Regions from separate parts of the Homo sapiens genome. Here region 1 is linked to region 2. A link is a contact called in ENCODE Hi-C or POLR2A ChIA-PET data. All regions are on one chromosome and are shown on one strand. Each heading gives the region's core, a stretch centred on a gene start or an enhancer-like site at or near the end of the contact. The rest is flanking DNA. Distances are from core to core; before and after follow the strand shown. Region 1 overlaps KAT6B (lysine acetyltransferase 6B). Region 2 overlaps KAT6B (lysine acetyltransferase 6B).

Region 1 (3,027 bases), core at 69-2,568, 140 kb before region 2:
GGTTGTAGGGAGTTAAGAAGCGAGGCAAGAGCAGTTAGGAGGCTGTTGACAGGAAAGGAAATGGGCTGGACTGACAGCACCAGGGGATTAGTATTCAAGATTATTTTGGAATTAACCCAGAAAACGGACGGGACCTCCCGAGATGGGGAGGGAAATGAGGGCTAACTGATCGAGGTTTCTCGGCAGTGCTTTAACACTGAGATGGGATGGACCAGAGCAGGAACGGAGGAGCGGTCGGAAATCACCAGTTCGGTTGTCATGCAGATGTACAAAAGGTGTCCCAGGTCATTTGACGTGGCATCTAAAGCTCAGAGGAATATTCACAACTGGGGATGTAATTCCGGGTGTCACCTGCAGAGAGGTGGAATTTGAAGTCATCATACTAGATGAGATGATGAGAGAAAACAGAGAGAACACTCCCGGCCTGAGTGTTGCAGAACATCAATGTTTATAGGTAAGCCTGGGTGGAGGAGGAAGGTCCAGGAAAGGGGATGGAGAAGGTAGAAGGAACGATGGAAACCTGGGTACAGAGAAATGGAAGGTGCTGCTTCATAATGTAACAGTACGTGTACTTTGAGTATCGAAGATTGATTGTAGACCAAGGCTTGCTCGCAGCCACAAAGGGATCTGTATTTATATAGCACTTAACAGTTTTTACAGCAACATGTATTCATTAGCCAAGCCTTTAAATCAGAGAGGTGACAAATTAGGGCCTTTCAGAATACAGTGTCCTAGAAAAAAAGAGCTGGGATTTGGAAAGACCTGGGTTTGTTTCAGCTCACACATTTTAGCTGGGTGAGTTTGGGTAATTAATGTAGCTTAATCTGAGCCTCAACATCCTGATCTGTACATTGGAAAGAATGGCCCCATTTCCTGCACAGGGTGGGTGTGTGGGAGGAGTTTGTGAAAGCTTTGTGACGATATTGTGAGTCATTACTTCTAAAATAGAATGTTGGTGAGGAAGGTGGATGCCCTCCCACCTGGCGTAGGCACCACTTGCAACTATTAAAACGTGAGGCTGGCAACTGACCACCACTTGGTACGACTCTTACAAATAATAGAACACAGTTAGGGTTTAAATGATGTGGCCTGTTAATGAATCTCAATCGAATGAATTCAGCTTTGATGAATCCAAGTTCCTGTTTCGCCAAATCCTTGGCGTCACATTCAGATGTGAACTGATTTCTCTAGTGAGAGTGGGTGAGGTGGAGGGCAGGGTGTTCTGAGGCCATCTCAGATCAGCAGTTTCCTTCCTATGCTAAGCCTTTCTGTTCCATCAAGGAATGTTGGGACTGGGGCCAGCACGGAAGCTCCTAGTCCTAGCTATGCTGCAGTCCTTAAGGAGCCTGGGCAACCGAGGTGTCCCTGGGACTGTTCTAAGATTAGGGTTTGGCAGGTCTGGGGCAATGATTGGGACTCTTCCACAAGCTCCTTTAGAGGGCTGTTAGGCTGGCAGGGTATGGGAACTCAGACATCGCACAAACCACAAGGTGTGATTAGCAGGTCATGGCCAAAGGGAACACAGAGGGGAATCTCAGCCCCCAGAGAATCTTAACCCAAGAGGAAAGAGACAAAATATGTGACAGGTCGGAGCCCGTTCGGGGCTCTGCTTCCCGATCAGATTGCTTCCAGGCCCCAACCCCACCTCCAGGGCTCGGGCAGCCTCTTGCCCGATGTGTGGCCCACTGGGCTGCCCAGTCCTTGGCCACTCCTGAATGGACGCAGTGTTCGATTTGTGCAGGCATAGACCACCACTTCCTACTCTGAGGATGGCTGATAGGTTTCTTTTCCTATTAGCACAGCAGCTTAAATGGATCTTTTCCCTTTGTGCTGACGGCCCTTCAGACGTGTCTTCTTGAAAGCCCTCCCTCAGCTGTTACATATATTACCCCCATTGACTTTGCAGTTGAGGAAGGAAGGGACTAAAAGATAAAATTGTGACACTAAACCCAATACACTTTGTAACTGTGAAAGAAAATAACGATAAGGGTGAGAGTACAAGGCAGAACTCCACTGGGCACCCTCTGTCTGCACAAGGCCTTTTATTCTGGTGTGTACGCTCTATCCTGCCCTTGCACGATTTTGGGTCCACTTTAAGGCTTATGTCTATGCTTTGTAAAACATCTAATTTTTGTGTGTGTGTGTTGAATCAACAGTGCAAAAGCAACTTTTTTCCTCCACAGGGTAGTGACCTGCTTAACAGAGGAGTTGCGAGCACACGTGTTCAGACACCTGGAGAGCTTAACGGGCTAGTTTCACACGGGTGCTAGGTCAAGCATTCATTTCTAGACTTGTTGCTCAAATAACCAAATTCAAGCAACACTCAGAACTTTCTCTGAACGCTATACTTGTGAATATTCACTTTTGGCAGGGGGTCTAAACTTTAGACTCTAAAGAAAACATACAATTAATCATTCACAACAGAGCAAAACGTTCACACTTTTTAAAAAGAAAATGATTTTTCAAACATACAATCCCAAATTGGGTGCTTTTTTTGGTATGAATCTTTATAAAAAGGAAGTTTGCTACCCTGGTGCGAGGCTTGGAGGGATGTTTCTACAGACTGTGCGAGTGAGGCAGCTGGATATTTGTGCGGGATCTCTTTGCAAATGAAGATCAAAGTCCAAAAGAAAAAAACAATTTCACTTTATTTTAAAGACAATGATTGGCATACAGAAGGTATGCACTCGCATAAAATAAACTTTCATGAAAAGCATTAAAATCCATTATAAATTAATTTATTAAATAGGTATTTGGTATATGTGATGGTTTTATTAGATATTACTCTTATTTATTGCCAACCCCTCCCCCAAAGTCAAAACAAATCAGAAAATCCCATAACTCCAATTTACACTAAATAATTTATTTTCCCAAAATGTGTATGTGTTCTGAGGCGTGACACATGATACAGTTCCATTGGTCATTCTCTATCAATCATAATATGACAGGACACAAGAGGCTAAAAATGGCTCATCATAATTTATTTTATGTTAAAATGTACAGCTTTTTTTTGTTTGTTTTTTGTTT
Region 2 (2,945 bases), core at 280-2,779:
TGAGATCTGTTTCATGGTAATACTGCCCTAAGGTCACTTACTTACTCAGGAGTAGAGGACAAACTTACACCCAAAAAAGGGTGACTATTGAGTAACAAAACCTTCAAAACCCAACTTAAACACTGCAGGCTAAGGAAAAATTATTCAAGAACCATTTGTGAGATGCTGGAGTTTTAAAAATTCATTTAGAGGTCGGGCGCGGTGGCTCATGCCTGTAATCCCAGCACTTTGACAGGCTAAGGTGGGTGGATCACCAGAGGTCAGGAGTTCGAGACCAGCCTGGCCAACGTGGTGAAACCCCATCTCTACTAAAAATATACAAAATTAGCCAGGCATGGTGGCAGGCGCCTGTAATCCCAGCTACTGGGGAGGGTGAGGCAGGAGAATCCCTTGAACCCAAGAGGCAGAAGTTGCATGAGCCGAGATCGCGCCATTGCATTCTAGCCTGACTGACAAGAAAGAAACTCCGTCTCAAATAATAATAATAATAATAATAATAATAATAATAATAATAATTCATTTAGAATTTTAGAAATAGTTGTTTCCATGAGTACATGAAAAACATTTTATTTCTTTGAATTCATTGATACTATTTTTTTTTTTTGAGATGGAGTACTGCTCTGTCACCCAGGCTGGAGTGCAGTGGCGCAATCTCAGCTCACTGCAACCTCCGCCTCTTGGGTTCAAGCAACTTTCTTGCCTCAGCCTCCCAAGTAGCTGAGATTACAGGTGCCTGCCACCATGCTCGGCTATTTTTTTTTTTTTTTGTATTTTTAGTACAGACGGGGGTTTCACCATGTTGGCCAGGCTGGTTTTGAACTCCTGACCTCAAGTGATCCACCCACCTCAGCCTCCCAGAGTGCTAGGATTACAGGAATGAGCCACCGTGCCCAGCCGGTTGATTCTAAATAAAGGAATGATTTGGGAGATGAAACTCAAAGTTTCATTTCCCCTCCCCCAGGATATGATTACATTTGAAACTGAAGGTGACTGTAAGCACAGAACTGTCTTAGCCTTCTTTCTTCTGCTATAGCACAGTAATAGTATTTCAGTAGGAAAACCATGGGACACAGAGCCAGGACACCCAAGTGGAAGTTCTTTCTCTGTCACTGACTGGCCTTGTGAAAATAAAACAGACAGTTCAAAACTTCTTTTGAACCTGTTCTCTTAACTGCATGAGACTAACGCCCACATTATCCACTATATAAGAGGGCAGTGAATAGGAATTTGAGGCTATGGTGAGCAATGATCAGCCACTGCGCTCCAGCCTTGAGCAACAGAGTAAGACCCTATTCCCTTAAAAAAAAAAAATTGTAGAAAGAAGGCAGTGAAGACCCACTGAGACAATGTTAGAAAAAACAAAACCAGTATCATGAGTTTGTGTCATGTGCTATGTGCAAACATGATCTTAGTCATCTTCTAAGGAGAAAACAAAGCTCAAAAAGGCTACTCCTAACTTGTGCAAAGTCATAGCACAGGTAGAAGCAGCAGCTCAGTCCAAAGCCCACATCCTTCCCCTCACCACACTGCCTCCAGTAACTGCAGAACAAGGAAGCTGTACTCCTGGACCCACTGAGGATCCAAATCCTAGGTGCTTTTCCCTTTTTGTACCAATGCCTTTCACGTTTGTTTAAAAAGTAAACATTCTACAATAAACACTTTGTTGCTGTTTTTTTTTTAACTAAAGAAACATATAGATTTATTGTTGACAAAGAAAAATTCCAGCAAACACATATAAGGGCCTATGGTGTTTTGCTGAACAAAATAATTTAAAAGTGTGCTTGTCTGTTATGCTTGCTATGGCTAAAATTCCTAATTTAACATGGCAAAAATAATCTGCAAATGAATTATAGCTAATTGCCTATGGCGTTTTCAAGTTCTAAAGAATGAAACAGCCCCCAAAATTTCAATTTTTAGAGCCATAGATTCCTGTTTATAGATTCCTAGTGTTCATTTACTGAGCGTAAGCAGTTATGAAGACATTTAAATTTTTAATAGGATGTACTTCTTTAAAGAAAAGCTGAAACTTCCTGTTTAGTGATTTAATCATGACACAAGGTGAAAGTATTTAAAAATCAAGTATCTATTGGATGAAGTTCACTGCTAAGACACAGAATAGATGCTGGCCCCATCTTTTATATTCTGTAGGATGCAAACTACATGCCTTGCTAGGGGGTAACATAAAAAAGAAAGTCACCTGGTAGTGGTGACTTACTGAATTTTCTCTGCCCGTAAAGTTTAATGCAGGTAAAATGACTTAATTAACTAATGGGGCTGAGGGATAAGGGTTGTGCCTACCACTGTGGCCCCCACAGTGGAGAGGGCACTTTTGCCACCGCTCTAGGTCCAGCAGTGTGCATTCTTCCCCAGGCAGAAAACAGGTACTCTAGGTGCACAATCAGATTACTTCTGGGACAGACACTTCTTGTCATGTTAGAGTGGGGAGCGGGGGAGAGGAAGAGGTGGTGCACGCCAGGATTTGCGTCTGTGCCAGGGCTTGTTTCAAGGCTGGAGAAGGATGCAGTGAAACCAGAAGAAGGTTAGGCTCAGGATTATAATAAAAACTTTCAAATACTTACAAAAAGGGCTCTCTGAAATCTTAAACCATTAAATTTAAACACTGGCAGTTAATAAAACACAAAGCTATTTGTTTAACAGAAAATAGAATCCCAGTATGGCATAATCTTATACCATACACAAATTCACACTTGAACAATATAATCAAGTAGAGTAAACCATATTAAATGTAAAGTCAATAAATTCTTTCTTTGATTGTTGACCCCACACACACACCAAAGAAAAGACTATAAGGGATTTAACAGAAGGAAATTAATCATCATAATACTTTGGTTCAATGCTGATCTAGGGTGAGATAATTTGGGCATTAGTACAGTTTACGTGAAATAAGATTTAAAGCAGCACATTTAAAACAAGCAGAATTCATT

Evidence for each region. A loop is a pair of places that touch in the nucleus more often than their neighbours do. ChIA-PET counts read pairs that join two places held with the same protein, here RNA polymerase II (POLR2A). Pooled maps may share reads with other maps.
Region 1: a pooled map shows a loop between it and region 2 (3-fold over the local background). The contact joins two enhancer-like sites. A Hi-C loop is called at or near these places in 3 of 168 maps with a recorded cell type or tissue (HepG2, dorsolateral prefrontal cortex and gastrocnemius medialis) and 6 of 50 pooled maps. POLR2A ChIA-PET finds 5 or more read pairs at or near these places in 1 of 52 experiments (OCI-LY7).

The regions. Positions count from the first base shown.
Region 1 is chr10:75,032,227-75,035,253 of GRCh38, reverse strand. KAT6B (lysine acetyltransferase 6B) reads right to left here. Exons shown (of 18, transcript NM_012330.4): 18 at 2,630-3,027. Among named protein-coding and RNA genes, the nearest start is that of SNORD172, 12 kb to the right of the region's middle. RefSeq lists an enhancer at 1,960-2,009. Within about 2 kb of position 1,318, at least 4 of the 41 ENCODE cell types and tissues checked have a DNase peak (open chromatin) inside an H3K27ac peak, as active enhancers do.
Region 2 is chr10:74,896,820-74,899,764 of GRCh38, reverse strand. The region is part of intron 3 of KAT6B (lysine acetyltransferase 6B); the gene reads right to left. Among named protein-coding and RNA genes, the nearest start is that of KAT6B, 72 kb to the right of the region's middle. Within about 2 kb of position 1,529, at least 3 of the 41 ENCODE cell types and tissues checked have a DNase peak (open chromatin) inside an H3K27ac peak, as active enhancers do.